Linked DNA regions of Mus musculus: all the other regions are linked to region 4. A link is a loop called in an ENCODE intact Hi-C map of the cell type or tissue named here. Cell type or tissue: heart. All regions are shown on one strand. Each heading gives the region's core, and the rest is flanking DNA. Links, peaks and the distances in the headings are about the cores only.

Region 1 (8,061 bases), core at 2,001-6,000, 1.6 Mb after region 4:
CTCCTGCTCCTTCGCCTGCTTGCTACATGAGACTGAGTAACTGCTAGATCCTTGGACTTCCATTCACAGCTGCGACTGAACAATTGTTGGGAATTGGGCTGCCGACTGTAAGTCATCAATAAATTCCTTTACTATCTAGAGACTATCCATAAGTTCTGTGACTCTAGAGAACCCTGACTAATACAGGCATGCTCTCCATTTTTGGATTTTTGTTCATTCCAGGCATAGTCAAGTTGACAAGCAGCAATAGCCATCCCTCTTTTCAAGCATCCTTAGTGTTATTGATCCTCTTCACATCCCCCTTCCTCCTTTACCCTCTCTTCCTCTCTCCCTACTTAAACCTCTCTCACCCATTATTCCATTTTTCTCCTTCCTCCCACCTATGATGCTAGCTGTGGTGGTGCATGCTTATTAAAGAGGCAGATGGAGCATGAGTTTGAAGTTAGCCTGGATGATGATTACTAACCACATCTATGGTTTTATATTATCAGCCTGTATTCTCTAGTGTATCCCCAAAACCCCTCTATGACCTCACTTACTGAAAAGGGGAAGGGGGTGTTTTTAAAACTTTTAAATAATACAGCATCAGCCACATAGAAGACAGTTAAATGTGAGTCTTGAGAAGTCTACTCTCATGTCTTGGGTGTATACTGCGCTTTTCCTAAATCTCTCTTTCCCCTAATGTCTAATCGGTTAAATCGTAAATCGGTTACTACTTTTTTCCCTATAAACTCTTACTCTGCTTCATTCAGACTCAGACTGAAATTCTTTTCTGCAGTGAAGTCCAGAAGCCAGGCTGCACCTGGAGGAGGTCTCTGAGAGACCTCCCCAGATTGCTGCAGGCTACAGGGTAGAGCTGAGTCACCTACAACCACTGAGAAAATGAAGAAGAGTAGACAGAGTTCTAGAGAGACACTGGAACCGCCCCTCCCTCCTTCCCCAGTCCCCACCCCTCCTCTCTACCCCAGTGAAAGTGTGCCTATATGTTCAACACACACACACACACACACACACACACACACACACACACACACACACAGATGACTGACTGAGGCCTAGGTGCATGGCCCTTAAAGAAGAGGTTCTGGGATCAGAATGCAGCTAATGTTTCATTTGACTGAGTTGGTCATATAAGGGTGTCTTTTTGCAATTTGCCTCTAATTTGCAGAAGGGCATCATTTTGCTCGCCACAACCGTATTAACACACACGTTACCTTTCACCACTTAAAACCCAACCAGTAAGAACAAACTTTGAGTTGTCTTCTGTCTCCTATAGGAAAACCCCCAGAATGCATAGCGCTCCTGATAACCTAAAAGCTGAAGGAAGAGCTGTGCCTCCGATCTCAATAGGGCAGGGGCTTACATTTCATAATGGACTGTCCTCAGCAAACCTCAAAACAGAGCTCCCCACCCCCGTCCTAGGAAAGAAAACGGGCCTCAGAAAAGCTGTCTCCATTCTCCTTCCCAGCAGTGTGCAATACACAGCATTAAAATCTGTTCATGTGATGCCAGATAGCTGGTCAATTCATTAGAAATGCAGTCATTCACACAGACCTTTGGTCCTCACACAATGCCAGTCATCAGCCTGACAAACTTGACCAAATGGATTCAGTACTTTTTTGGTCATGAAGCCCTGGTCCATAATAGCAGGGTAGTAAGAGATAGGAAAAAAAGAAAAAGAAAAAAGAAAAAGAAAAGAAGGAAAGGAAATGATAAAAGGGATTTTGAAAGCAAGTAATAAATACTATTGTCATTAGATTCTTAGGCTTGGCTCTGGATGCTTGGATTAAAGCCTCCTTTTTCCTTTTAAAAAATCAGAGTGGGAGTTCTCTGTTCACAAGCCCCCACCCCACAGCTCCGGCATCTTCCCAGCAGGTCAGTCCCCTCCCACCGCATCCTGGGTCAGGGCTGACTCAAGGAGGCCGCTGAGAACGTGTCAGGGAAGGAGGACATGACCAAAGCGCTGAAAATTAGAGTCCTCCGAGAGGAGCCCCGGAATAATGCAACCAAATTCATTCACCAGAGAGATCTTTAAGTGGCTCTCAAATGGCACCCATCACACAAGCAAGCCTCCGCGCCTTTGCAGAGAGCACAATAGGTACCAGATGAGTCACAGGCACCTTGGATTTTTAGTTTGCATCTAAATAAGCACTTTATATTTGCAAAGGGCTTTCCAGTCATTTGCAAAAAGCTTTCTCCTTCAACAACTCCACCAGGGGAGTCCACAGAACTAAAGATTTATTGAGCCCCCTGTCTGACCAAATAAAAGGTGGTGAAAAGCTGCCTTCAGAGCTCTGGGCTCATTAAACCCAGGCAGGGAGTTAGAGTCAGGCCCTCCCACTCAGACCGGGCTCGTCTTTCCCCCAGCAGTCACGGCGAGAACCCCCCACTTGAGGTTAATGATAGCTTCAGCTGGACAGTCATGATATTAAGACCTTAATGAGCGATCGGCCACGTCGACCGAGAATCAGAGGGCGCTCCATGTGTGCTGAAGGTCCTGCTGTCCCTCGTCACAAGTCCCAAGCTAGACCCTGATCTTCCAGAGATTTAGACAGTCCCCCATTCTTGACAAAAGTTAGGGAAGGTCACCTGTGAAGGTCACGCCTGCAGCGCACCACTAGAAGTATAATTTCCTGTTATCCTAATTTGTGTGAATGCACAGGCAACAAAAACAAATATAGCTATCATTTATAAACAGTCCAGCAAAGTAGGTACATTGTCCCATTACATGTGCACATGTCAGTGGGCGTATGCGTATGTACACACACACACACACACACGGGTGGGGTGACTAGAATCACAAAGCTATTAGGTAATAGATGAATGGAACCAAAAGTCACTGCCCATCTTTTTATTTCCCCAGGGCTGGGGATGGAACCTACCACTTAGAATGTGCTAACCTTTGCATTCTTCCATGGAGAGACAGCTCCAGGGTTATGTTAGCTCAAGCCACCAACACAAGTCTGTGATCCTCCTGCCTCCACCTTCACCCCCTGAATGCTGACCTTGTAGGCATGTGCCACCAAGCCAGCTTGTGCAGCCAATATCTCCTACAATAAACTGCCCTGGAGCCTCACCCTGGGGCCCCTAGCTGTTAAGTCACACTGCCAAGTTCAGTATCTAAGCCTTACAGCAAAGCGACTCTAGGCTGTTTGGTTCCTTGTGCCCGTTTAACATCAACAACTACCCCAGCCCTTCAACAGTGGCTCACACAAGAAAGTTCTCGACACTTGTCTGATAAATAAATTTAATGTGCACTGCCTGACAACCAGGAGGGGGAAAAAATCACAATCATAAAACCTAAAGTCACACAGAACAATCATGAATCTCTTAGGCTAGCCCAATAATGATGGCGATACAGTAAGAACTGCCTTTTGGATTTTAAGTTGTATTAAAAAACAAACAAACAAACAAAAAACTTCACAAATGTAATCTCATTCAATAGCTGTGAACAGTTCTGTTAGACAGAAAATTTGAGTCAGAAAACTCCAGCCGCGGGCCTCACTGTCTGACAAGCTAGCTGCAAAGCTGGATTTCAGCCCTAGGGCTTTACCAGAGCGAACATTGACTGCACTCGGGTCGGCTGAGTACTCTACAGGAGAGAGGGCCGAAAGAACTAGATGCTGCAACACAAAGAAGGGAGTGGGACTGGGAACACCTCCAAGGGAGGTGGCCCTAGCCAGGGTTCCTTCTCCAGCCAAGCCGCGCCAAGCCAAGCCTGACCCAGCGCCTCCGCGGTTGGCCTTGAGCAAATCGCTCAGAGAGGAAACCAGAGGCTAAACAAGTCTCGCAGGGTGAGAATGCGGGGTCCTCGCAGGGCTCCAGGAACTAAGTGGGGAGGTTTTCCGGCTCTGCCTCCCCACAGAGCCTGGAGAGCCCCCAGGTGAGTCGTGAACTTCTCACCCCGGCAGAGCTGGCGAAGTTCTTGCTGCATTTTGGTGCCCTCCAATGGTGGATTTTGGAACAGCCTCGAGGTCTTAGCCACCCACCTATGACATGCTGGAGGGGGCCTCATTTATTCTAACGGCTTAATCATTTAAGAAGAAGAAGGGGGGAAAAAAAACATACTGTGACAATAAAAGACTGTAGTCTTGTCTCTCATCTCTTACCCCAAGTGAGCAAGAAGGTTTGACAGAAATTCTCCCTAATGCAGACTCTCTCAGACTTGTCTAATAAGATACATTAGATGTTAAAAATACACGTCTCTGGGTTTTACTTTAGAAGTACCTCATGGAAACCACTAGGGAAATAACTTGGGGACGTTCATTTTAACAGTACACCCCCACACTCTCCAACTCCCACCCCCACGTTCCCCACACCCTAACACGCTGGCAATTAGCAGAGTCAAGATACTTGGGGAGGTTCAGTTCTGAGCATTCACACTGGTCTCCCGAGTACAAACAAGTGGGATGCCAGCAAACCCATGTTTCCCTGCAGGGCTAAGACAGCTACATGTGCCTTGGACAGGGAATGGGGTCCTTGTCAAAGGCACTGGTCCTAGAGATGGGAGACCTGGCTCTGCAAGGACAACTCCAGTCTGAAACTTTAGATCTATCCTGCCTTCCCTGAAGTTCTGGCTCCTCTCATAAAAAGAGCTACGTTCAGTATAGTCTCTTGCTCATAGAAGTGATGGAGCCTCCAAAGAGCTGATGAGCATTAAAGTGTGTTTAAGACAGCATGCCATTCCCACTAGTGTGCTAGAACCATGCTGGTGAGAGCAATATTCCAGGAATGTTTCAAGTTGGTAATCAAGCCTTTGGTGGTGGCTTGACATGAGCAGTGGTGGGAGTATTTGCGCAACAAAAATTGATGCATGTTACAAATTGGGGCTTTGTGTGTGTGTGTGTGTGAGAGAGAGAGAGAGAGAGAGAGAGAGAGACAGAGAGACAGAGAGACAGAGACAGAGAGACAGAGAGAGACAGAGAGAGACAGAGAGAGCAAGAGAGGAAAAGAAAGAAAGAGGAAAAGAAAGAGAGAGGAAAAGAGAGAGAATTGTTAGCACATCACTGAATATTTAGCATGTCTGGATTCTTTTACCCGTTAATTTTTTTTTGCCCACACATTTTGGTGTGTGATGTTTTTGTTTATTTTCAGTTTTTATAATAACATTTTATATATAAAAAAGCTAGTATGAAAAACAAGGAGGACTTTGCCTACAGCAAGCCCAAGCCAAAGAACGTGGTTGCCATCTTCCCACTCTCCAGACTTCAGCTAGCTGTAGCAGTTCCTCCATGACAGCAGCAGGATTTAAGTCTCAGCCCCTCCTCCAAAGGCTCCTGGGGTCACCATGAAGTGACCCTAGTGACCACATTTGATTTGGAGCCCTAGCAGAAAAGAAGTCCTCAAACTGATAGGCCTGGAGGACCACCAGGTGGGGGTGTGCTGTGTAACTGCTCCAGAAGAAAAGAATGGGGCTACCATGGACCCCCTTGGAATCCATGGGGACTCAACAGACTTTAACTCAAGAACCCCATTTCTCCCTCTTCAGAAGGAAGCCACTCGCTCTCATCTCAAGACTCACAGCAGTCTTTATGCTGTTCTGTCAGGAACACAGGTGTTAATTCTTGGAAAGTAGCTACATAAGAGGCACAGGTGGAACACGGACATTGGACACACAGGGACAAACAGGGAACATCGCTCAACCTCTGCTCACCCAGCATGCATCTTGCTTTCCCTCAGCCCAAGCTTTGCGGTGTACAAGGCAGAGTAAGGAGGCTCCTGCCCTAAATCTGGCATCCTGCCTCCCCGGAAACCAAAAAGACAAAAATTGTCGCTCTATATTTAGACCCATATCTAAATTCCCCGGAGCCTGGCTCAAGGATTAGACCGTTCTCTCATGGCCACTGAGACGGGCGATAGCTGCCTACTTGCTTCGCACATGGACCTCTAGGGAATACTGAGCTATAAGATGCTTTGAGCCGTTTGGGAACCTAAACCAAATGGCTAATCTCTCTCCATCGGTGAGACAAGCCCAACGATGGCTTAAGATACTGACACTCAGGATGTCAGTGCAATTGATTGGCACTGAAACATTATAAGTTCAAAGACAAAAGTATCTGTCTGAGAGATACTAGGGAGGCTACGATTGAACTCCCAGGGAGAAGGATGGATAGAGGGCTAGACAAAGACTGTAGGAAAATATCCACCAGCAAGGCCAGCTTGGCTGAAGCATGAGTGCATGCCAGGAATCAACAGAAGATCATGTTCACAAAGGAAGCTGAGCTCATGCTGAAGAAAATCAATTTTAGCCTGTGTGTAAAAGAGGAACCAATGACAGTATATTTATTTTCTGCTGCGGTGGGACAAATTATCACAGGTTTAAAAATATAAACTACAACCACTTTAACCTCACAATCCCCGTAGGTCGGAACACCGCAGAGTAGTCATGGTTTGCAAGACAGAGCCCAAGGTGTGGGTTATGTTGTGTTGTGTTCTTTATCTGAACCGTAGAATAGTCCTCCTTACAAACTCAGGTTGTCAGTACCATTCGGTGTCTTACAATGGTAACAATGTGGTTCTTACTATCTTGCATGATGTCTTCCAGGCTTCTACTGGCCTCTTGCTAGTCTGTGTTGAAGAATAAACAAGGGTAGTTTGATGTTCAAGGCAGGATAGCTCTCATACGTTGAAGCTCTTTGAATTGCAGAACAACTCAATCCCTTTTAAGGTTCACCTGATAAGGTCAGGCTCTCACAGAACAATTTCCCTTCTGATTAATCCAGAGTCCAGGAATTGGTAATCTCATCGCGGAGGGATGCTACATTATACACACAGGTCTCTCTGGTATACAATGGGAAAGGATTATACCCAGAAGAATTCTGGAGTTCTTTCTGTCTTGGAGTTTTTAGCTATGGAAGTAAGGAAGACATCATGAAATCAGTGTAAACAACCTGGTGGCAAAAGATCACCTAGGGGCTGGTGAGATGGTTCAGTGGGTAAGGGCATTGATTGCTCTTCCGAAGGTCCTGAGTTCAAATCCCAGCAACCACATGGTGGCTCACAACCACCCATAATGAGATCTGACACCCTCTTCTGGTGCATCTGAAGTCAGCTACAGTGAGCTTATGTATAATAATAAATAAATCTTTAAAAAAAAAAAAGACCACCTAGATAACCTAGGAAGGCTTGGGCTAAGTGGAGAAAGGATGACAATGGATCATTGATAGCCTCTATTGCTTTTCTGCCTAGAACAGTTGAGTCCCTCTGATACCACACACTGGTCCCCATTCCCCCCAATTGACCTTTTCAGTCCTCCATCACACCCAATGCACTTCCTTCGTGGTATTTTCCATTTTATCTTGACATGTTTGCTTGCATTTTTCTCTTTCATCTCCTTCTCTGAACTCTAAGGTCAATGAGTCAGTGTCACTTTCTCCAGTCTCTATCCATCCAGAAAGGGCTTGCATAGAGCAGATCAGATGCTATATATAAAGTACAGCAGAGGCTGGATAGACCCTGAATCAAAAGTGAAATGAGGAAGTAAGCAAGTGGTGTGGAAAGGTCAAAGGGCAATCAGAAGGTCTGGGAGTTATGTCTGGACTTCTTGAAGAGGGTGAAGAATAGAGCTAGGTGAAAGGGCATGGGGAGCCAGGGTCTGGTTCAAGCATCATGAGTTTGTCCATAGAAGTCTGACAAGCAGTGGAAATGTATGTGTGAAAAGTAATTGAAGAAAATACACTAGCCAATGAAACTAAGGGGTAGACTTTGACTGTGTGGGGTGGTCTGTCTTGATCATCAGTTTGATTGGATTGGGAGCTACCTGTGAGATTAGTAATGCCTCCCTGGGTATGTCTGTGTGTGCATTCTGAGACCATTAGATCTCAAGGGATCTGGCCTGGTCAGTATGGACAATTGGAAGGTGACAGAACTGGGAAGGTAGAGCCTACCCGGAGGAAGTCATCAGGGAAATGCCTTTGAAGGCTATGTGCTGGCCCTGGCTCCTGAGCAACCTTCTCTTCCACACACTCTTACCACCATACTGTTCAGCCTCACTGAACTCCCAAAGTAGGGGAGCCACCCAATCCCTAATACTATAAGCCAAAAATAACCCTTTCTTCTTTT
Region 2 (8,061 bases), core at 1,410-5,409, 610 kb after region 4:
GCTGCGTTCTGATGATGGTGAGTGGTCTTGATTTCTGTTAGTAGGATTCTTACGTTTGCCTTTCGCCATCTGGTAATCTCTGAAGCTAGCTGTTTTAGTTGTCACTGTTAAGAGCTTGTTCTTCAGGTGACTCTGTTAGCCTCTATGAGCAGACCTGGAGGGTAGCACTCTCCTTAGTTTCAGTGGGCAGAGTATTCTCTGCAGGCAAGCTCTCTTCTTGCAAAGCAGGTACCCAGATATCTGGTGTTCGAACCAGACTCCTGGCAGAAGTTGTGTTCCACTCACTAGAGGTCTTAGGATCACGTGTGGAATCCTCTGTGGGCCCTTGCGGGTGTCAGGCGACTCAGCTGGCAAGGTAGCCGGGGCTCGAGTGGAGTGGAAGGGGTTTGTGCCCCAGATCAAGCCCGGGTAGCCTGCTTCCCTATGTACTGCAGTCTCAAGTTCCACGCGATTGGATTGGGGTAGGCGCTGTGTTCCACTCACCAGAGGTCTTAGGGTCCCGTGGGAAGTCCCGTGTGGGCCCTTGCGGGTGTTGGGCAAGACTCTGCTGTCAAGGTAGCCCGGGGCTCGAGTCTCGAGTCGAGCGGAAGGGACTTGTGCCCCAGATCAGGCCCGGGTAGCCTGCTTCCCTATGTACCGCAGTCTCAAGTTCCGCGCGATTGGATTGGGGCAGGCACTGTGATCCACTCACCAGAGGTCTTAGGGTCCCGTGGGGAGTCCCGTGTGGACCCTTGCGGGTGTTGGGCAAGACTCTGCTGGCAAGGTAGCCCGGGGCTCGAGTCACGAGTCGAGCGGAAGGGACTTGTGCCCCAGATCAGGCCCGGGTAGCCTGCTTCCCTATGTACCGCAGTCTCAAGTTCCGCGCGATTGGATTGGGGCAGGCACTGTGATCCACTCACCAGCGGTCTTAGGGTCCCGTGGGGAGTCCCGTGTGGACCCTTGCGGGTGTTGGGCAAGACTCTGCTGGCAAGGTAGCCCGGGGCTCGAGTCTCGTAGACTCAACTCTTGAAAGAGGAGTCAATAGCAGATACCAGGTCCAATAGTTTGCACCAGATCACTGCGCCTCCACCCAGGGTCCAAGGTGATCCTCCTTGTTTTGATCAGGGTGCTTGGGGTGGAGGACAATTTCTGCTTCTAATGTAATTGGGAGAGAAATGAGGGATGGGTCCAAAAATAACTACAAGAGAGGAATCTATCCTCAGTGCCCTCCAATAATTCCTATCTGGCTATCTAGCATTACCCTCTCAAAAGTTAAGGCTCAGGAATCATTTAAGAGATGGGTTATACTGGGGAGTAGATGTAGCTATTTCCACTATTGAAATCCGGAGACCCAGCTCCAAAATTACTCACCAGAAGGGACTAGCGCCAATACTGGGGTTTGGCCTTACTCAGTAAAGCTTCCAGGCAGGAGTGATGCATTGCGGAGAAGAGAGAGATAACAAGAAACCAGAGATTCCTTCTGGCATTCCTGGCCTCTAGCCAGCATAAGAGGACAAATCTAGCTTCTGGCTGAGGACAAGAATGGAGATACTGCCTTCAGGGTCCCACTCCCTAAAATTCCCTATCTCCCATTCTTATCACTCTTGCAATGATCTACTGGTCTAAGTTTATTATGTTTCCTGAGAACCTAGGAAAACACATTGTAAATAACTAGGAAGAAAACTAATTCCACATATATCTTATAATATGCATAGGCCAAAGTTTTCCTCATTGTGAAATAAGGCAGTTAGATTAAATGACCTCCAAGACCTTGTCCAGGGAGGGTTGCCCAGCTGTACCAGCTCGCCTGATATTGTCCTCATTTTACAACCACAGTGTTTACATCCTGGAGAGATTTTTCAGACCTTACCATCCCAAGATAGGATGGTTTATATTAAATTTCAAATTCTGGGACAAATGGCTGAAGTGCCTATTTAACATATCAAAGCAAATGTGGCATCCATGTTCTCCCAGCGTTCTTCAGCCCCTACCTGCTACAAGTTCTTCCTCGTTTGCATCTCTGCCCCCTACCCTGAACTCTCTAGCCCAGGGGGCTGGATTGCTCCCCCCTATATGATCCAGCCATTTTGGTTACCCACACTTTTTGTATCTTTGCCCTATAGGTTGCTGCAACTGGTTCCCTCTCTCTCCTCTCCCTTCTCCTCCCTCCCATACTCCGATGGCTCAGGGTCATGTCCACTCGGGATTCTCCCAGATGTCTCTGAGTCTGGCTAAGCTCCCCCTTTCATCTACAATGACATCCCTCCTCCCCCATATCGAGGAGCAGTTCTGTCTTTTCCTTTTTATTTCTTTTTTTTTTTTTTTTTTCTAAAAAGGAAAGTCTAAAGCATCACTTGATGAACACATTTGAAATCACTGTTTGGTTTAAGTAGAAGTGGTTTCCAAACCCTGATGCTTAATTTCAAAAGAAATGAAAATATTTTTTGTCTTATTTCTCAAATGAGCTTGAAATTTTATATATTGTAGCGTTTACGTGACTAGTGCTGAAAGAGTTAAAAGTCGGAGGTTTTTTTTTTATCGCCCTCTGTGAAGTCCCTGGATAGGATCTACTTCTGACCTCAGCTGTGGCATGTGACAAGTGCTTTGTAGCTTCACATCACAGCTGCATGAGGTCACTGGCAATCCTTTCAGGAGCTGATCCCGCAGCCTCATTTCCTTGACAGAGTAAAGCATTTTACTAGATCTAAGATTAGGCGTATTTGTAACTGGTACGCAAATTATCAGTTATTATTTGGTATTCACGTTACTGCCATGGTTTCTGTGATTCATCCAATGCAGTCTGTGTAAAAAGCAATGACCTCATTCTTTGCTGGATCTAAAATCAGTCATGGTCACTAAAGCCCCTTGTTCTACACAAAAGAAAGAAATCAGATGACCTTTGCTCTGACCCTTGACTTGATATTTACAAAAGCTAATTATGGGGAGGGCCAACTCTCTTTTATCATTCAAGGACATTTGGCTAAGGTCTACTCCTTAAATAAAAAACAAAATGTCATTCAGAGGGCTATTTAAGGCTGTATACAGTATAAGGAAATCTACTCTGATGTTAATTTGGCGTTTTTGGCCATCAACATTGATTTTCTCAAAGTCAATCACGTAAAACATGGGAGGGGTTATATGTCTCTCATTAAAATCAAAGTGGCTCACTAACAAAAGGGAGTTGGTTATCTGGAGGTCTGGCAGTTGGAGGTCAGAGAGACACGTGGTCTGATAGCTTCAGCTAAACCTCTCTCAGTTTTCACTACCACGCCCCTGCCCCTGCTTCTGCTGGAAAAGAACTACCAGGCACTATGCATTGCTTTAACTCTAAGGGCTCTAAGGGTTACTTGGTTGATAAGGAGACCACCCCTAAAACAGAAGGCAGCCACTAATCCCCAGTGGGATTATTTAGTTACCTTTATTATAATAACAATGCTTACAAATACAGGTTTAAGGTAAACAAACATTCAGAAGAAAGAAAAAGAAAGAAAGCATCAGATAGTTAGAACAATGGGAGACACACAGTCCTTTTTTTCCCGGGGCTTCCCCTTGGCTGGCCTTTTCTTTGGGGAAAAGTAGAAGTCTGAATTCTTTTGTTCATTTCAGCCACCGCCCTTTTGCAATCTGAGTCTGAGCAAGGCTGCCACGCCCAGGAAAGGGACAAAGGCAGAGAAAGGGGATCTCTGGGCACTGACACAGCTCCACTTACTTAAACAGGACTCATTTGTTGGTCTCAGTAACATAGCTGTACACATCAGTTACCATCTCTATAAACAAACAATTAAAACAGGGGCATAAAATATATGCATGCTCTGAAATTCTATCTGATTAAAGTATTCTTTTCCTAGAAAGACAGGCAGCCAGAGTTCTACTCGTTTCAGAAAAAGGATGAATGCTGCCCCCTCTTGACTAAGTGCTGGATACGCTGAACAGCCATAAACTCTAATGGCTAGCCAGTGGGAATAAAGATCCTACTTTTGTACAGAGAATTTTAATGAAATCTTAGAAGCTGGAAGGTTAGAGGAAGCTCAAAGTTTATCTCAATGGGACTTTTATAGGTTTCTGGGAGATGGGTCATGCTTTATCGATGCGCCTGCATCTTCTCAGCTGTTTCTGTTTTGTAGATTCTTAATTTTGCCTGGAATAATCATTTGAGTTTAGTGCTCTGTTTCCCCGATAAGACTGATAGACTCCTTGAGAATATGAGCCACTGCCACCCCTCCTCCTCCTCCTCCTCCTCCTCCTCCTCCTCCTTTACTTGCCTTCATAACTATCAGAATACCTTCAAAGATTCATGCATAGTGGGTATTCAACAATACATAAGCAATCTCTAGCTGGCGTCACTATAGTTTATGGCTATGAACAATTGGTTCTCTCTGAACTCATAAATTCAGCTTGGGTTTCAAGTCAAGAAATTTTGTTTTGTTTTGTTTTATGTTTTGTTTTGTTTTTGTTTTTTGTTTTGGTTCTCGAGACAGGGTTTCTCTGTGTAGCCTTGGCTGTCCTGGAACTCACTTTGTAGACCAGGCTGGGATTAATGAGATGAGATTAACTCAGAAATCTGCCTGCCGCTGCCTCCCAAGTGCTGGGATTAAAGGCGTGAGCCAATGTCAAGAAATTCAAATAAGTGCTGTCATTCCTTAATCTTAGAATCATTTAAACTTGGAAGCATACTCGGTTTGCTTATAGGCACCAAGCACTAAAATACATGTTATAGACAAAAAAATACTTTTAAAAATAAAAATTAGGCCAGGCGTGGTGGCGCACGCCTTTAATCCCAGCACTCAGGAGGCAGAGGCAGGCGGATTTCTGAGTTCGAGGCCAGCCTGGTCTACAAAGTGAGCTCCAGGACAGCCAGGGCTATACAGAGAAACCCTGTCTTGAAAAACCAAAATAAATAAATAAAATAAATAAATAAATAAATAAATAAATAAAAATTAAAAAGTACAGGAAAAAAAAACCCTAGTCATGTTACACACAGGTGTAATGTTGAATGTAAGAAAACTGACTTAAGACAAAAAACAAACCACACACACACACACACACACACACACACACACACACACACACACCTGCATGCTGCATGCTCCCTTGCTCTAGAGCCTCCAAACAGTGAAGTAACACACACACAGTGCTAGGAGCCTCTTTGGAAGAGCACTGGCTAGAAGGGAGCACACAAATTGCTTCTAGAATGTTACTAACATTTTTGATATTATTACTATTGAATCAGAGGCACAGCCGCATCCACTATGAGGCATCTCATTAAGCTCTATGCTTATGATATGTGCACTTGTGTACATTATGCTTCATTAAAAACACTTACATGATATTTTTCTCAGACCCCAAGAAACAGATTTGCATATTAGCTAAGACACATTCTCTCCATTGTAGGTACCTCTGCTTTAATTAATGAAGCTAATCAAACTCTCTTAGCTATCGATCAGACAGCAAGACATCTTCAATATGTGGAAATTTTCTAGCAGGATATCTGTACATCGGTTTCCAGTTTCTATGGCAACTACCAGGCAACTACTCTCCTTGAAAAAGAACATGTTCTTCTTCCTGCCCCTCTCAGGCCGCTGATATATTAACACTCAAACAATAAAGTTATTTCATGCATGCAAGCCTGCTTTGTGGAGTAAGGTGGGTACTTTCACAGTAAAATTCCAATTTTTAGATCTTCATCTGCAAAAATGGCCACATGTCCACGAATTTGAGACAGCCCAACAGGAGGTATATGGGAGAGTTTGGATGAGAAAAGGGAAGGGGGAAATGATGCAATTATCTTATAATCTCCATAAATAAAAGACATACTGTTTTTTTGAAAGGTTTTGTGAGGAGAATTTATTACATTAAAATGTGAAGCAAACAAGGCCTGGCAAACTGATCCCAAGAAATTTCAATTACTGGGGAAATGTCTTTGCTGATCCAAGTCAGGAGACCCATGTCCTAGGCAGTCTTTAAGGTGAAACTTGAAGTATGCTACCTAATTTCTTTTTGCCTTAGTTACTCCAACTGTGAAATGATCCTATGACTTTGAAGTCACAAAGGCTCGAATTTAGAAGTGAGTAATGACTGGAAGAACAATGTGAAGCTCTGCAGGCGACTGAGCTTCAATTTGTCCCTGCCACATGATTAGGATTTTATGACTTGCGGGCCAGTTACTTCCTTGGCTTTTCAGCTTTATTACTACAATTTCCTGTGAGAGTATAATTTCCTGTTTTTCTCTTGCCTTCTTTTTACTCTGCCTTACCACATTGTGTTGGTGGACCATGACGTGGTTTTTAAGGCAAAGACTCTGCAGAGTCCTTTGTGACTGGCCAGTCAATTCTAGATGAGTCCCCTGGCACAGTGGATGAAATTTTTTGGTAATAAAGGGTGTGGGGGAAGATTGGCTTGTGTTCAAAGGCACAACAGAGAGAGGATATTTAAAAGGAGGATGTTCGTTATTAACTTTGCAGAAGCAAGTTAGAAAGACACAAACCAATTGCTATTAAAAACTATTGTAGACAAGAAAATTCTGTGGCATATTTTAAACAGATGAAGCATAAGCTAGAAAAACAGAACACTTCTTAAAACAAGAAGGGACGTTGTTAACATTACATTGGGTGTAACTCCCGAAACTATATGAATGTCAAATCTTCAACAGCTAATAGAACTGAGTATAGAAAATTAAAACATAAAAAAGATTGGAAGATATGTTATGATGCTGTGCACAACTAAGGACCCCGTGACACTGAATAGAAGTTACGAAGAATAACAGGGTGAAGAAATAGCAACCTTTCATACTTATTTTATTAAAATATTCTTGAGAAAATATCTGAATAAAATAAGATGGGATTCTGTGAGAATAGAGGATTAGATAAATATAATTAGAACAAAGTTGATGTGTTTATAAAAAGACAAAGAGAGAGGGAATATGTTTGGTGGAGGTGTAGTCAAGTATTGGTGAAGGGGATGCCTTGGCAGGCCCATGCGGAGGCATCCTTTTCCTCTGAGGGACCAGCCACATGATGGTACAGTATAGAATAGAGATTATTCACAGCATGGGGAGGGGAGTCAAGAGGGTATGTGGAGTGAGCAGTGAACTGGTCTCCAGTTGAGCATAGGCCTAGAACCCCTGATACCTGGTAGGCAGTGACATCTGCCTTCATGGGACAGTAGGAGTTCGGCCACGCCTCCTGGGCCCCTGGCTCCTGTCACAGCTACAGCCCCCCCCCAGCCCCCTGCAGAGAGGTGTGTGGCCATCAGTCACATAGGCAATGTCCCAAGCTCCTGGTATTCTGTCTGGACTCCATTCCCACAGTTACCTGGCAACAGCCAGGTATGCTCCTCCCCACAGTTACCTGGCAACAGCAAGGTAGCCCAGCCCACTATAAAAGGAGCTGCTTGCCCCCTTCCTCTGTCTCTTGCTCTCTTACTCTCTTGTTCTCTTGCTCCCCCTCTCTCCCCCTCCCTTCTCCCCTGTCTCCACATGGCCATGGCTGCCCTCTGCTTGTCTACTCTCTCCTTCTCTCTGCCTTTCTAAAATAAATGCCTTAAAACCATGGACTACCTCTTCTCATCAGGATCTGCCGTGCTGGAGCAGGTTTCCCTCTAAGGAGCCACGTGTCTAACCTCCTACCAGAGGCCTTCTTATGTTCCAGCCACAGCCACCACCAACCAAAGCCAGCCACCTGAGCTAGCTAGACTCTCTTCTCCCCTCCTTTGGTAACCTTCCAGAGCTCTCCTCCTACCCTTTTCCCTTTGGTGCCAGGGCCAGAGTCCTCCCAGGGTTCCCACTATGTTCTCAGTTCTTTCATGACATACAGCAGCGTCTGGGATGTTCAATAGTGAGAACCTGTTGTCCCTGGCCTCCATGCTGCCCAGGGACCCGAGAACCAGCTCTTCAGTGGTGCCCATCAGTCTGTGGTGCCTGAGAGGTAGAGCCCAACTCCACCGGGTCTGCGGGGACCTCAGAAGGGCCTCCCTCAACCCCGAGGCATGATCCCATGGCTTCTCACAGTCCAACTCCAGCCCAGAGATTCTGTGGGGTCAAGTGTCATCAGACTTCCCGCATCCCACCTTGCCCAGTGGCCCTAG
Region 3 (8,061 bases), core at 1,462-5,461, 1.9 Mb after region 4:
AACACTGACTGCTCTTCCAAAGGTCCTGAGTTCAAATCCCAGCAACCACATGGCAGCTCACAACCATCTGTAATGGAATCTGATGCCCTCTTCTGGAATGTCTGAAGGCAGCTACAGTGTACTTACATATAATAAATAAATAAATCTTGGGGCTGGAGCAAGCAGGGCTTGAGCGAGAAGGGAAAAAAAAAGACGTTAAAAAAAAAAAAAGCAATGTAATGAGAGTATGGCCACTGTGGAGAAGTATCTGCAATGCCCGTATTTGGAAGGAAGATGGGGAGGATGATGGACAGCAGGCATTATAAGAGATCATGACGCACCGGGCTCCATGAACATCATTACTATTGCTGTTCCTTAGCCTTCTTCATAGCAAGGCCATTCCTTGGGGTTACAAGGAAAAGCACCGAGGGCACCAGGCAGTAGATCAAATGTGTTAAGTCTACCCAATTTAAGCCCGGGCTCTTAAATCCTATGAAGTAACCATGGAAGGTGCCAACCCTGGTGACACTGATTTGTGGCTCTCTGGAGGGAAAGATTCACAAACCATGCTAGGGTACAGAGAAGGACACCCACCAAAGGAGGGATCGACAAACCTGGACACGGGGGCGGGGGGAGGAACAAACAAAAGTCTATAATTTGACCCAGTTAGAAATACAGTATTTATTAATTTTTATAAGGATTCCCTCTTCTCCCAAATCTTCAGATCGTTTCTCCAATTTCTTACGTGTTTGTTTGTTTGTTTGTTTGATGCGTATGGTGCTTTGCCGACATGTGTGTCTGTGCACTGTGCGCATGCCTGCTGTCCTCAGATGTCCTGGAACTGAGTCACAGATAGTCGTGAGTCACCATGCGGGGGCTGGGAATTGAACACCAGTCCTCCGTAAGAACAACGAGTGCCCCTAACCACTGAGCCATCTCTTCAGCTCCGTCATGAAAATAACTTCATGAAAAAAGTTGACTTTCGTGTCTCTGTCACATAGCTAATGAATTAACTTCAACGCTTGCTGGAGATACATCCACTAGCAAATCCCCATGGCTCCCATCAGCACGGTTACCGCTCATGGTCTCTGGGGAGTTATTTACACAGAACAAACAACAAGGGTTGCTGGGCTTGCTTCACTTCGACCTTGGCCATCAACATCACTGCCCTAGGTTGGTGAATAGTTCAGCAGGTGAGGACATTTAGTTGCTAAGCCTGAAGACTTCAGGTCAATACCCAGAGCCCATGAGGTGAATGGAGAAAACCAACCTCGCAGGCTGTCCTCTCACTTCAACACATGCGACATGGCACACACACACACACACACACACACACACACGTTCGAGCTCTCCATAAATGAATGAATAAATGAATGGTACCTTATTTAAATTATTCATGGTCACCTAGGCCCGCGAAATGTTACTGCCCACGTTTAGGTGTGTCTCCTCTGTCTGCCCTTCACAGGCAGGTCCAGCGGCTTGCCTCTCTGATAGTTTAGATCCTGTCAAGGTGACATGGCACTGTCAAGTGCAAACGTTACCGACAAGAGCTCAACTGAGCCAAATCTAGACTTCGTGATGCAACTGTTGCATGAGGGCGTGCGTGTGCGGCCTTCCCTGCCCTCTTTGCTGACACAGAGGCCACAGTCCTGGAAAAAGGTTATTCCTCTCTTGAACCTAAAGCAACGTGGGTTTGACTGAGCGTGCAACGCAGCAACAGGCGTTTGGACATTTTCTGGACAGCATCAAGCCATACTGCTCCCCGTGCTGGAGTTCTGCAGAGGACTACTGCTTCCCCCCTTAACCAGACAACCCTGGTATAGAGCAGGCCCGAAGGGTTTGCACAACGGGCCGAAACTTCGGGAAGTCCTCTTAACACTAGCAGTGAAATGTCCTGGCTAACAACCAGCTGCACCCATACATTTTATAGATGCTTGGATCATAGCCTGAGAAGTTGTTCCTGTAGAATGAACAGTTTCACTGATACCCGGAGCATGAAGCAAGGCCACACATATGTCCATATACACTAAAGCCATAAGACAAGGCCTGCCAGGCGCTTCGGATCCTCTTCAGAGTTCTAGATATACCTGTAGTGCACAGGGCTTTGTTTATCAAAATACAACTGAGCTCTTGAGCAAGGTTTTCAATGAAAATTTCACTTTTCCTCACGAATTTCGGGGTTCAGGTCTCAGAGGGAGCACAGGGTCCTTAAGTTAAAATCCAATTAAATAAAATGGGGAGCTAGCATAGTAGGTAAGACATCAAGCATGAGGACCAGAATTCACCCCCAGATCCTCCCCAACACACACACACACACACACACACACACACACACACACACACAGAGGCTCAGCATCCTGGCATGTTTGTTATCTCAGCTTTGGGACAGTGAAGACAAGCAGAACCCTGGGCTCCTTGGCCTGTTGACCAGCCAGGCTAACCTGATCTACCAGCCCCAGGAGGCTCTTCACCTTGCTCTGGGAAGGCCTTCCCTGCTCTCCCCCAGAGACCTCAATTATGTCAGCAATAGACATATCATTTCACACTCTTACGGTTTGAGCATGGCACTATCAGTTCTATGTTAGCTGTATTCCACAGAAGGGATACCCCCCCACACACACACACACACACACACTCCTTACTTTGGCTGTTAGGTCCAACCCTGCCTGACAGTTGTTGTACAGAGTTCACCAGTATCCTATCTCATAGTAATGGTTTGTCAGTCAATTGAAATAATGCATTCATTCATTTATTCCTCCAACAGTTTTTTTGAACTATACCCTTCACTACACTAAAATACTTCTCTGAAAGAAAAATATCTACACACAAGCACTGTAATACAGTGAGGATAACTGTTGAGAAACACGAGTAAGCCCGCAATGAAAGGCTTTCACCCTAAAGCTAATAACCAACTTACCCATTTGTCAGATAGGATAATAATAAACAAACGACAAAACTAGTTGAAACCAAAAACTTGATTGAGACTTAAACTTTGTGAGCCCTGCTAACCAACGACGGAAAGGCTGGCAAGAGGAATACCAAGTCAAAAATCACAATGGAACCAGACTCACTGGGGTCTGGGGCTGAGATATCTGAACTCAGGGACCAAATTCAAGCACTTAACACTCCGTCGCCTAGCCAGGAACAGGCTCGCGGGAGACACAGGAAACCGTTTCCTTGGTAACAACTTTTCGAATTACGCCAAAGAGTACAGAGGAAAGGGAAGGGAGGAATTAATTATCATAATCGGAGCGGGTTCAAACAACCGTGCAGAGGAAACTGCAGGCGAAGCCACCTCTCGGGAGCCAGCCCCTCGAGGCTGCTTACCTGGCGCGCCGTGAGAGCGCCCTCCATCGCCGCACCCTCCCGCGACACCCCGCACGCGCGTCCCTGAGAGCTCCCGGGTGGGAGAGGGCCGGACAGGCGCGTGCCCGACGCGCGGTCCTGGCTGCGGCCCTCGGACTCCCCACCTCCAGATCAGGCCGAGCGCTTTGCGTCCTCTGGCGGCAATTAATGACTATTGCCTTTGGCGAAGTCCTTAAAGGCTAATTTGTGAGCCAGGGCGTTAACCACCCTGGGATCAGTGATGAGCCTTGAAAAGCAGAGGGTTTGTTATTCTTTGATGGGCCTAGAATTTCAGTTTGGGCAGAAGAAGATAGTGTTCTGCAGATAGGATGGTTGTTCTCTAATATGAATGTACTAGACCTCATTAAAATGTACAATAAAGGGCTGATGAGATGGCTCAGTGGGTAAGAGCACTCGACTGCTCTTCCGAAGGTCAGGAGTTCAAATCCCAGCAACCACATGGTGGCTCACAACCATCCATAACAAGATCTGACTCTCTCTTCTGGAGTGTCTGAGGACAGCTACAGTGTACTTACATATAATAAATAAATAAATCTTTTTAAAAAACGTACAATAAAATCTAATAGAACAGGCAGGCGATAAGAAGTAGGGAGGCAGGAAAACTGTGACTTGGGGATCAGCCTGACCACACTCAAGTTCAAGACCAGACTTGGGCAACAGGGAGACTCTGTCTCACGAGGGAAAAGGGGGAAAAAAAGAAAAAAGCAAAACAAACAAAACATCTGATAAAATTTTGTTTCTCTTTTATACCAATAAAACTCACTACGCAAACACAATTAAGTACTAGAACAAACAGAACTAGATAGAGCCCCGTGGAGAGGCACAGCCTGGTTTCTAGCATTGGCACCTTAGAGTAAAAATACGAGGGGTTTGGAGAGGTGGTTCAGGGGTTCAGTGTTCAGTGTGCTTTCTGTCCATGCAGAGGACCAGCGTTCATTTCCCAGAACCCTCATCAGGCAACTCACAGTCTCCTGGAACTCAAGCTTCCACCAGTACTACACTTAAGTGCACAACCTTGCATTCACGTTCACACACACACACACACACACACACACACACACACACCTCTAAAAATTATCATTTAAGGAAAATAGTGGTAAGGATACTGAAAAGTGTTCGGGTGAACAGTGTTAACATCTACTTAGGCTTGAAGGATGGATGGTAATAGAAGCCACCAATTAGAAGAAGAAAAGGCGCTCAGGGCTGGGGTGGTAGCAGGTTGTGGTTATAATGTTAAGTGTAAGAGCAGGTGACTGACTAGAGGAACAAGTTAAGACCACAGAGTAAGAAAAGCAGAGGCTTGGAATTGAAACAAGAATTACTGAAAGAGTAAGACAGTAGCAAAGAGAAAGGAGATGATAAGCAAGGACCAGAGTTCTTCAATAGGAAAAGAAACCTCAGGCAGGAAGGGAGGCATGTGCCAGCAATCATGGCACTAAGGAGGTGAGGGGAGCAAGATTGGGAGTTCAAGGCTACCCTCCACTGGACCTTGCTACATAATGAGTTTGAGGCCTCAAAACCAGCATCCCTCAAAAAAAGAAAAAGAAAAAGAGGAACATGAACTGTGAGCTGGTGGAAGGGTCTAATACTTCTATTAGAAGCCTCAGGTACAGTTCTCAGTCATGAATTTCCAAGCTGGGATTTAAAGAAAGAATGAAGGAAAGAAAGAGACCTGCCCTGTCCCTGGCTTTGGTGGCACTTGGGTGACCATCACTGCATGACAGTTCACTCCGAACCTTAGTATCAGAGTGTGAGAATAGGTATTCACTATCTCTTGTGATTTCCATGGCTCCGAGATATGGAAACAGCACAGGTGGAAAGCTCTGGCTCATGGTCGATCTTTCACAAGACTGCGCTAGGTGATTATAGGCAGCTCCAAGCCATTGAACCACCTGGCTGAGGCTGATCCTGAGCCGGGAGGATCCACTTTCAGAGAGTCTCACTCACAGGGCTGCCAGCCTGGCACTGGCTCTTGGTCTGGGGCCTCGGTTCCTCTCTGCTAGGGCTTCTCCACAGGACAGCTTGAGTCCTCATGCTGAGGCCGAGCCTTTCCTCAGAATGTATGATCCAAGAGACCTAGACGGAAAGTACAATGCTTTCTATGACCTAACCTTGGAAGCTGCATCTGTTCACACTGCATTCTACCGGGGTCGGTCTGCACTGGGTCACTAACAGGGACAGGACCACAGCTACTTCTGGTGACACTGGAGAAAAAAACCAAAACAACCTGAGTGGGCTGCAGAGAGAACAAGATCCTCAGAGGAAAGGCAGGAGGCCGTGGAAGTTTAGAGAATTTTCACAGAAAATACAGAGAACTTAGAATTCAGTTCATGTCTCACCTGGAATCCCATAGAACACTTAGGAAAGAGGCTGGGGGTTGGAAGCTGGAGAGTGGTGATAAAAATAGGAGTTGAAAGAGTATATGTGCACTGCCAGGACCAAACACAATCCTAGGACCTCTTATGTATCCTGTCCCATAGAGACCCATTGGGCCAGGCTGCTATTCTACTGTTGTGCCAGGGAAATGTTAGTGATCCCCCAAAACTCACACAGGAGCCGATCTGATGTAACTCACGGTAGGGTCTTTATTCTATTCGAGCTAGCTTCCCCACCCCCACCCCCAACGCACTACCATCATGAAGGGCAGTAGTTTTGGTGATGGGGGAGTCCCGAATGTCTGTTGGGGTAAGACTTTATAGTAAGCAACAACAAGGAATACGTGTTCAAGCATCTAATTGGAAAGCTCCTGTGGCCTTTAACATGATTGGTTGGAGCTGGGAATCGTATCATAAACTTAACTTCTGCTCCCCTCTGCATTGGTGGTCAGGGCTGGGCTTGTAACCTGGGGGTGCAGGTTTGCTGGGAGAATAACCTGGAGACACTGGTAAGCCGGGCAGTGGTGGCGCACACCTTTAATCCCAGCACTCAGGAGGCAGAGGCAGGTGGATTTCTGAGTTCGAGGCCAGCCTGGTCTACAAAGTGAGTTCCAGAACAGCCAGGGCTACACAGAGAAACTCTGTCTCAAAGAGAGAGAGAGAGAGAGAGAGAGGGAGAGAGAGAGAGAGAGAGAGAGAGAGAGGGAGGGAGAGAGAGAGAGAGAGAGAGAGAGAGAGAGAGAGAGAGAGAGAGAGAGAAAGACTGGTATTCTTGGGGCTTAGCATAAAGACAGGAGTTAGGTTCCGGTTTTGTTGGGGGCAACTTGGAAACTAATGCTCGGTACCAGCCTCTTAGTTTACCAGAGTTCAAACTTAGGTCAGGTTCTCCAAAATGGAGTCTGAATTTGAAAGTTTTGGCATCTCACTACATGTTTTAAATTTACTCTTTACTAAGTGAAAGTTCCCTGAAGTATAGTTCTCTAATTTACGTTTCATCTCGTGAAGAGTTTTAAGGAATTTAGAAGCTTTGCACTGTCGTGTTTTGTCTTGTTTTTAATCTTATGAGACAGGGTGTCATTAAATAGTCCAGGATAGCCCAGAACTCCTAGAAATTTTATTGCCTCAACTCCCAAGTGTTTGAGATTACAAGTGTGTGTGCCACCACACCTACCTTCAAAAATCCTTAACAGTCAGTCTGATTAGCTTCCATCCAAAATTCTCAAGAAATGCCACTAATAATTTTGAATCTCATATTACTAGTCTTGTTACTGCATAAAAGTGAGTAAATACACGGGGTGGGATAGCTCAGGGCTTAAGTGTACCCATCCAGTAGTTACAACGGTCTCTGATCCTAGTCTAACACCCTCTTTTGGCCTCCATGGGCACCAGGCACACATGTGGTGCATATGCACACATGTAGGCAAAACATTCACATACATAAAAATACATCTTTTTAAAAAGCATATCTGTACATCGTTTAATTTTATTCCTAACCAAAACTAAAGAAGAATTGTACACAGACAGAAAGGACGAGAAAGAAGGCAAACGCGAGGAAATTTTGTAAGCTTTGAAGCATGTAGAAGAGGATTCATAAAACGGAGAAAGCCAAGTCTCAAACGGAGTACGGGGAAAGCCTGAGGACCCACCGACTTGCACCAGAATCCTCAGAAACCTGGGGACCAGCTACAGTAAGACGCCTCTGAAACTAGAGGCCAATGAGAAGTGTGCACTCTCGATCATCCGCTCCTCTCCTGTAGCAAACTAAACTTTTCAGATATACAACGCATCCTTAAAGCCACGGCTTGCCAAGAAACCGTTTATTGAGAAACAAACCAAAATGTGGAATGCAAACAATGGAAAACAGAGAGCAATGAAGAGAACTGCCAAGAAAATGCTGCAGGCAGTTTTTAGAATGGCCAGTGTGGACTGGCTCTGGAAGGTGACCAGTGTAGACTGGAGCAGGCCCACCTAAGAAAGAATCTAGATGAGCGCATCTTCTCCCAGATCGCACAGCCTCCTCCCTTCCTGTTCACAGAGGGAATTCTACCATGAGCCGGAACGCGCCCTTTGGCTTCTGTTTCCTTCCTTGGTGTTCTGCTGCTTTAGCCTGCAGTGTTTCCTCTGTCACTCCTGAAAGCTGGAGGCTGCTGCAGAAGGTTTGGGAATAGAAAGCGTTAGACATTCTATTCTCTGGGCATTATTTCACCAAATACTCATCTTTTGGTCAGTTGCTCCAAGTACCAGGGACTTGTGCCTTCTAGGACAACCTCAGACACCGCACACTTACTTCCCTGGAAAGATACTCATAAACTCGCCAGGAATCTGAAGTCAAATCATGGCC
Region 4 (8,061 bases), core at 1,816-5,815:
TGTGCTAGATGCAAGGGGAGCTCACTGAGTAGTGATGTAATCCAGGGAGCAGGTTTATCCCGGCCATATTCATTAAACTTGTGTACAAATGATAAAGACAGGGCATGGGAAGGTTAAAGAGGTATCTCTTAGCTTAATCAGAGTCCCTGCCCTGCCTGTCTGCCCTGGACATTTGCTTCAACTTCTCCCCACAAAGCTGGTGCACCAGATTAGCAAAGAAAGGAAAAGAAAAAACCATAACCCTTTTCTTCAAAGAGGTCTCCTCTAGGTCTAGAATTTTGGGGTAAATAAGCAGCTGCCTCCTAAGAAGAAATGTACTCCATGTTTCTATATGAACTTACAGTGTCATGTATTTGTTGACTGGACCAGCTATAGGCAATGTTCTTCACCTAGAAAAGGGTCTGAGAGATGCTGGTGTCTCTGGGCATCCTTAGAAGTTCTCCATGAGCAGCACCAGATATCATAACCAAGAGAGCAGTCAGAGCGATGTGTGCTAAGGCTAAGGAGTTCAGGGAAACCATTGTACCTACAAATATGGGGACAGGGTGGCTGGTGTTAGTTTTGCTAGTGATGAGGAATAGCCAAACGTTTGTGAGTTTCAGACACTGGGACAACCATGCCTTTCTTTATAACTGTCCTAATGGTGCCAGGTAGTGTTATACTGTTTGAGAGACTCTCCGTGAGAAATGGACACATGGAGAAGTATGCAAGGAAGGGCATGAATAAGTTATCAGGAATTGTGGTGACTTTTCAGGCATGATTTCAAAGAGCCGAGCCCAGTCTGCTAAATCGGGTTTCCAGTTTTCTGTTTCAGAAGCAATGGGAACCGTGTTTATTCTTCTCATGTTTTCATGTGCGTTCAGAATGATTGTCATGCACAGGACTACAGTATCACATAATAACAGACACAGCCCCAGACTTCATGAAGTCAGAGTCGGGGTGTGGGGGGGGGTGACAGCTGTTAATCAAATCATCAGATAAACACATTGGAAATTAAGACAGAGATGAGTATAATAGAAAATAAAAGGACCAGACATCGTTAAGGAGACCAAGAAAGACTCCTCGCTGGAAGTAATGTCCCCATTGGGAAGGGTGACCGAGATGCTACTGCAGAAGCCATGATACCCCAGGAGAGGGGATCTGGTTCCAGGGAGCAGAAAAGAAAGCTGGGGAGATGGCAAGTGTTTATCCTCAAAGACACACCTCCCCCCACCCACCCACACACACACAACTGAAAAAAATGGAAGCTGAACTATAAGATGGCAGAGGTTCTGTATAAAGAGCTTCTTCATTTTACCTTTTCTGCTAGATTGTGTTACTCAGTCTGCAGATCTGATCCTGTAGTCCCGCTGGTCATAGAGAGATAAATATCTGGATCTCACTGCCGGTATGGACTCCCATAGCTAACCAATCACTTAGTTGGTCTTGAAATAGAAAATGGTACCCTACAGAAATTTTACTTGTTTACTTCCAAAGGTGGTAAGTGCTTTGAATTATGTGGCAAAGATACTTAAAAGGAAATCCAGATATTTAAGCAATCTAATCTCATTCAACCTTGACATTTATTAACACGTGCAACAAGTGTTTGGGGAAAGTTCCTGTATCTCGTGGTCCTGGCTGAGAACTAGATTCAGTGGTGAATAAGCTATGCACTGTGGATGCCCTTAGGAGACAACCAGTAAGCAAACGAGGGAATCAAACCAGGAGGGACTTTAATACTGCTTACCCTAATGCTCAGTAAAAGAATGTTGAGGATCAGAGAGCAGTGACTTCGAGGAATTGATGGAGCAGACCTATAATGGTGACTGGAGTGAATGACCGAACAGTCTAGAAACCGAGGGGAACATTTCTAGTAGATGGTACAGCAACTGTGAAACTTGGAGTAGGAATGAACGTGGTTGTTAGGTAAGGAGTTAGATAAGGCCAACTGGTGCGAGTGGGGTCACGATAAGGCTGGGGATCAGACACATTCTATGGTTGCATACAGTGCAGTCCAGATGACGTTCACACTCCATGCTGGAGCCCCTCTGCTTGTCTAATGACAGAGCACGTAACGTGGAGATTCAGGAACTGCCATTCAGTTTTTGTTCCTAGCAGTTGCTCATTTAGTCTAAGAAGAGTCTCTTTCTGCTCGCCTGTCCCTCAGTCTCTATCGGCCGTTTCTCTTACTGTCCTGTCCTCTACCTGCCTTCCCCTTCCCCTCCTTTGAGTGGAGAGTAACAACTACCCTCATGTTTATTTCTCAATTGATAAAGCCTTTTTTTTTATTTGTTTTTGTTTTTGCTGAATGTTTCTTTTTTAGAAATTGGCACCACCGTGCACTTCAAGCCAAAAGGTATGGTTACTGTTTATGAAACCTTTTAGACATTAATTAAAATTCCACAGCCATATAGTGTGGTCTCATGCACCTGAGTTTGCTTTAGCATCATGATTTGTGATTAAAAAAATTTTTTTTCAATAAGACAGTTGGCCATGATTTTCCCCAGGTCGTGAACTTTCTTATTAATAAAGGGTCCACCCCCTGACCCACGGCCCCTGCCTGGTAGAACTTTTGACAGTTACTCACTCTAACATCCTTCTTCCATCCCTTCTGCACTTCATCTTAAGCAGCTGTGGTTCATTCCACAGATCTCACTTTGTAGAAAGATCGCTACCCAATGCCAAAGCTTTCAGAATTTTACAGTCACTTGTTGACGATTCAAGTAAATCCATTGCCAAGTTGCGACGCCTACATCAGACACAACAGCTAAACAGCAACTCACGAAATGAAATGCGTACGCAGTTGACATTTCCACCCTGCCTCTGTTCTCTCAGCTCCTGAAGCCTCACTTACTAGAGATTACCTGGACAGCTGGATCCCTAGAAGAGGTTATTCCATGATTTCCATGCACTCCCGTCAGCCATGTGGCACACAGTCTACATTCTTATCTCTACAAAGACAGGGCAAGCTTGCCGAGGCAAGCAACCTCACGTTGTCCGTCCCAAGACAAGTACTAAGGAAGCTGGGAGGAGACCAGATGTCACCATCGTTCATGCCCTCCTAGTCATCACTTGACTGTAGGTCATCTCTTATGAAAATAACTTTCGGGCTGAGAGATGGCTCAGAGGTTGAAAACACTGGCTGCTCTTCCAGACGACCTGGGTTCAATTCTCAGCACCCACATGGCAGCTCACAACCATCTGTAACTCCTCTTTCAGGGGATCTGAAACCCTCACACAGACATACATGCAGTCAAAACATCAATGTATATAACATAATAATAAATTACTTTTTTAAAAAGGAAAAAAGAAAATAGCTTTCTTTCTAATTCACGAACTGTGTGATGATCATGACTGTCACCAACAGTAGAAACCTATTGTGGGGGGCAGGGGGACTAATGCCCTCCAGCATCTAAAAGCCACAGAGGTTTTATGGTTGCTCAGACCAATACCCTTTTTGTGGTCTATCTTTATAGGTCATCACTGTCTCAGCACATCAGAGGTAACCAGTAATATATCTTCCAGATAGGGCTCTTTGAAGCAAGAAGACATAAAATATTAAAACGCTCTTTAGCTCTTTTCTCCCCAATAGTATGATTAAAAACTTATCCATTAATTTGTCTGGTGACACAGGTGAAACCTCAGGACTTTGATGTGGCTAATGACATCAGGTATTATTCAAATATCATATTAAGGTATTGGGTGTGTGGTATCTAAGTTTTTCATAAATGATGTGGGAAACTATTTGATTTTTTTTGTGTGTTTTTGTTTTGTTGTTTTACTTTTCTGTTTTGTTTTGTTTTGCTGAGTCAGGGTTTCGTGTATTCCAGGCTAGCCTTAAACTCCTATGTACGAAGTTGATCTTAACCTCCTTACCCTGCTGCCTCCACTTTTCAAGCACTGGGACTATGATCATGACTGCTTTGAGGAGAAAGATGTACTGTTCTTAACGTTATCACAAGAGAGTTTCAGCTGTCCAAAATACCACTTTCGAGAGGATAAAGATAGTTGATGAGAGAGGAGCCTGCATTTAAGGTCTCAGCTTCCATAGGCTTCAAGCCCCAATTCACACAGAGGAAACTGTACTAACAGGACATAGACAGCAGGTGGCGCCAGAGACAGCATTTTCGCACTTGCCTTCAACATGGCTTCCGAGGTCACCAACACAGGCAGAGCATACAGATCAGAAATATTTTGGAGATTCTGTAGATTGTCAAACCTTCATTATTCGACAGATTTTTCCTAAATTGTTTAGATTTTTGGTTTTTTTTTTTTAGTCAATTCCATCAGTCTTTAAGAATTCCAAAAATAATTTTCTTTTGTATAATTGAAACACAAACATTAATACTGATCCGAATCTCTCATTGGCTGCAATGGACACCCGGGGATCATTGTGGACATGGTTAAAGACGACTTTAAATAAATTCAGTCACAATGGGTGGAAAAAAGAGGAAACCATCACTGATCTGTGCATTAAGAAGTGTCGCCAAAATAGATGGTTGAAGAAAAACACTTTGTGAAATCTTTGAGTCTTTATGAAAAAGCAAAACGATGATCTCAGAATCCTACATTGGATCAGCAGGAGAGAAACTTGGCCCCCTCCAAAAAATCCTTTTCATTCATTTCAGGATATTTAATAAACTTTGCCATAAATCCAGGTTTTGCCCTTTTACGAGCATGGTCACGAAAAGATACAATTTAGTACTCATCTTAGCAGGGTCCTTTAGCTGATTCGGAGAACCTTGGGAATGTTAATTTCTGATTTATTATTTTGCTGCAGGTAAATTTTGCCTTTACTCTAATAAGCCTTAAAAGCCTCCAGCCAGTACAGGCTCAGTGGCTCAGTGGGTAAAGTCACTTGCTGCTAAGCCAAAGGACCCGAGTTTGGTCCCCAGGGCCACATGGGCAAAGAGAAGAGTTCGTTCCCCTCTGGCCACACACATTTGATGACTTGCAAGCATATACAAACATAATACACACATAATAAATAAATAAGACCGTTTGCTTGTTTTTGACTTAAGCCTGATCCAAATTACAAATATCTTTGATTAGAGTTGGTATTTCATTCATTTCTGATACCAAAATTTCTGTGTTGTGAATAATATAAGAAATAGTTACCAAGTGCCACACATGCCAAAATGTGTGTGTGTTTATAATGCCCACATAGATATGGTAAAATATCCTGGTGTGATTGTTCTCTGTGATATGAAAACCATGTAACAAGCTTTTGAACTGTGCACCTATTTGCCTGCTCCTAAGGCTAAGTTGTGTTTGCAGACTTGTGCTTTCGTGATGGCTCTCAGTATATGCAAGCACTTGCTGAGCGTGGCCATCTGGCACAGGAACTAAGATTTATCATTTGCATTTCAGCAAATAAGCAGAATTTCATAACTAGGAACTAAAACATAATTAATGATTTGGTGGATTATCCTTCCCTGAACTAGCCATTAACTGGAGTAGTCTCCTATGCAATCGTATGCATCTATAATTGCATACCTAACTTGTGATAATTCCCCAACTGTTACCCATTTACAGGATTCCTCGATTCTGTTTATTTACTCTCAAAATCAATTATGGCAAGAGCAAACCACATAGGCGCATTAAATAACTATATGAGAGAACTTAATAAATAATAACTGATAGAGGCAAAGGTATCTTTACCAGATGTATACAATGAATTTCAGATGTGTAACAAGACTGTCGGGAATAAAATTAAAAACTATTGACACATGCATAGTAGGAATTCCTGTTACAACATAGAGTAACATGTGAAAGTAGGAGTTAGCTTGTATTGTGTATTTAAAGGCCAATAATACATGCTTATGTCATATATGTATAGATAAAGATTTATAGCGGATGGAAACTTCCCTATGTGTGAGAATGGGTGGATAGGTGGTAGAGGACACATAACTAGGCATGCATACACATTAACAAAAATGTTGATTTTAATGTATTTATCTAGCTTCCTGGGAATATGCAGTATGCTTTTCAATAACAGAACTCTTGCTTTCTTTAATGTTTCCTGCCATTTGAATAAGATGTTAAGGCCAGTTCAGTTCTCTTAGCTGACTGTAGATACCATTCAATCCTACGATGTCAGGGAAACAATATAGCTTGTCCTAGTACTAACAATGAGAGTACAGAAAGAAGCAAATCGGGCTTTTTTTTTTTTTTTTTTTTTTAGAGCATCCGTTTCATACTAGAGCAAAACACAAATCATTTTGGCATATAAGACCTTCATTTTTGTACAGTTTTTCTTCATTCTGAAAGCCTTGCTGGTACACTTGCACTAATACAGACAGGCACTAAAAAGATACAAGAGAAAAGCTTTGCCACCAGGAGAGGAGCCTAGGGAAGCTGAGAGTCCCGGGCATCCAGAAAGCTTGGTGGAGGAGAGGAGAAGCTCAGAGAAGACTTGGCATGAAGTATCAGGACGCCTAGGCGTCAGAGAATGGTGAACAACCACTGCAGATGCTTTGAACCTCAACCCTCCTGAGACTGGACCTGAAGGTGGCTGGGGTGTCCCTTCTTACTATGACACCATAGACATTCAGGAGATCACAGAGTGAGCTGACTAGAATTACTAGATATTTAACTTGTTTATTCTGGTTCCATGGCTTTTTACCAGACAAAGCTCATTTTGCATACGCGAAAGGCTCAAAGTTTGCATATGTTCATATTTTCATATTAAGCAATATTCTGTGGTACTCCAGCCAAAATATCAGACTTTTAAAAAAATACACTGTCTCCATCTTCCAGTAGTTTTTTGTCTAGACTTAGCATTGCTTTAACCAGAATTTCACCCACCAAATGTTTAACGGAGACACTGCCGAGGTTCACTACCACGGCTCACCACGTGGTGGCGACAATGACTCTAAGAGTCAGACACTAAGGTTAAATCTGATGAGCTGATAAGCGGTGGAAATGTCACTGTGGATGCAATTCTCGGTTCCTTCTATTTTTCTCTGGAAGGCAGTATTTGTTACAGCAAGCACGCAGTAGTGCACTTATATTTATAATTTCATGAACAGAACACGCAACGTGGTTTATTGTGGCGTCATACAGTTGTTGATCGGTTCTGTTCTACTCTTCCTGTTGCTTTAGCTCTAGACGCCGAGCATCGTTTAGGAAGCTATTCTTTACTTCAGTAGTTTTCCGTGCTACACTCTCTGCAGTCTTACACATTTTAAGCAGTTTGCTGAAACGACATAGACTAGAACATGCTTCCGTTGTAATTGTAGGACATCGGTTTTACACACACAGAGTCTGCATACTTGGCCCCTAAAGTTTCGGTGACCCATAATTACAGCCCTGTCAGCTTCTATTCTGAGTATCATTGTCTAAGGCTAAATATCATAGCCTTAAAGTCACTGTCTCTTCGGTGGGGGAAAAATGGTTTTTGTTGTTGTTGTGTTTTTGTTTCCAGTGAAATTTAAATACAGCCACATGAAAAGAGGAAAATGGGACCAGAAGTGTGCATGATGAGGTCGTAAGACCTCCCATTTCTGCTATAGTATTACTACTTCCAGAAGCACACAAATCTGCATTCCTCTCCTCTCCACTCACTATCCCCCCAAACCCAAACTCATCTCCCCGACAATCTGTCCTCATTGACAACCTGAGTGACCCAGGGTGACGTTCCAAGGATCAGGTCCCCCAGGTGCGGTCCATTCTCAATTGCCCCAGCTTTGAACCTGCCCCTGATCCTCCACGGTTTGGCCAGACTTGTTGCCTTTGGTTTTCTTCTTCGTTCTAAGATGATAACTTTGGGTAGGAGGACCTTAGCTTCTTCGTGAGATTATAGGACTTTAACCGTGCTAAGGGACCCAGGCATAAATGCTACTTTATAATAGTCCCCGCCCACCCCCGTTAAAGGATAAACTATCCTGCCTCTCACCTATGAAACAAAGAAGCTGGAGACTGATGACCAAGTCCTTCTGAGATTGATGTAGCTACTGTTATACATTTGCAGGGAGAACTTGTGTTGGGCTCCTGAAGGTTCAACATCAGTGCTTGGAGTCTTAATCACAGTGATGGCTTCGCTGTCATCATGTGAAAAGCATGGGAGAGGAGGGTAGCTGA

The links. A loop is a pair of places that touch in the nucleus more often than their neighbours do. Peaks named below come from ENCODE experiments on the same cell type or tissue, not always from the same donor. Only the 100,000 strongest peaks of a DNase experiment are listed, where the experiment ranks them.
Region 1: it touches region 4 in a loop (5-fold over the local background); 5 of 42 quality-filtered maps call a loop at or near these places.
Region 2: a loop joins it to region 4, with 5 times the contacts of the local background. A loop is called at or near these places in 9 of 42 quality-filtered maps.
Region 3: it touches region 4 in a loop (4-fold over the local background); 6 of 42 quality-filtered maps call a loop at or near these places.

Annotation. Positions count from the first base shown.
Region 1 is chr16:43,798,286-43,806,346 of GRCm38, forward strand. All of the region lies in intron 2 of Drd3 (dopamine receptor D3), which reads left to right. Among named protein-coding and RNA genes, the nearest start is that of Gm26074, 31 kb to the right of the region's middle. In heart, for the core only: a CTCF peak has its summit at 3,945; a DNase peak (open chromatin) is centred at 3,766; H3K4me3 peaks cover 490 bases; H3K27ac peaks cover 2,002 bases.
Region 2 is chr16:42,778,733-42,786,793 of GRCm38, forward strand. The region is part of intron 1 of 4932412D23Rik (RIKEN cDNA 4932412D23 gene); the gene reads right to left. Among named protein-coding and RNA genes, the nearest start is that of 4932412D23Rik, 93 kb to the right of the region's middle. In heart, for the core only: a CTCF peak has its summit at 3,891; no DNase peak of the experiment used is centred there; H3K27ac peaks cover 2,736 bases.
Region 3 is chr16:44,059,966-44,068,026 of GRCm38, forward strand. It overlaps a transcript of Gramd1c not described here. Among named protein-coding and RNA genes, the nearest start is that of Gramd1c, 22 kb to the left of the region's middle. In heart, for the core only: a CTCF peak has its summit at 3,486; a DNase peak (open chromatin) is centred at 3,306; H3K4me3 peaks cover 872 bases; H3K27ac peaks cover 726 bases.
Region 4 is chr16:42,165,849-42,173,909 of GRCm38, forward strand. The region is part of intron 6 of Lsamp (limbic system-associated membrane protein); the gene reads left to right. Among named protein-coding and RNA genes, the nearest start is that of Mir6540, 130 kb to the right of the region's middle. In heart, for the core only: a CTCF peak has its summit at 4,086 (motif pointing right); no DNase peak of the experiment used is centred there.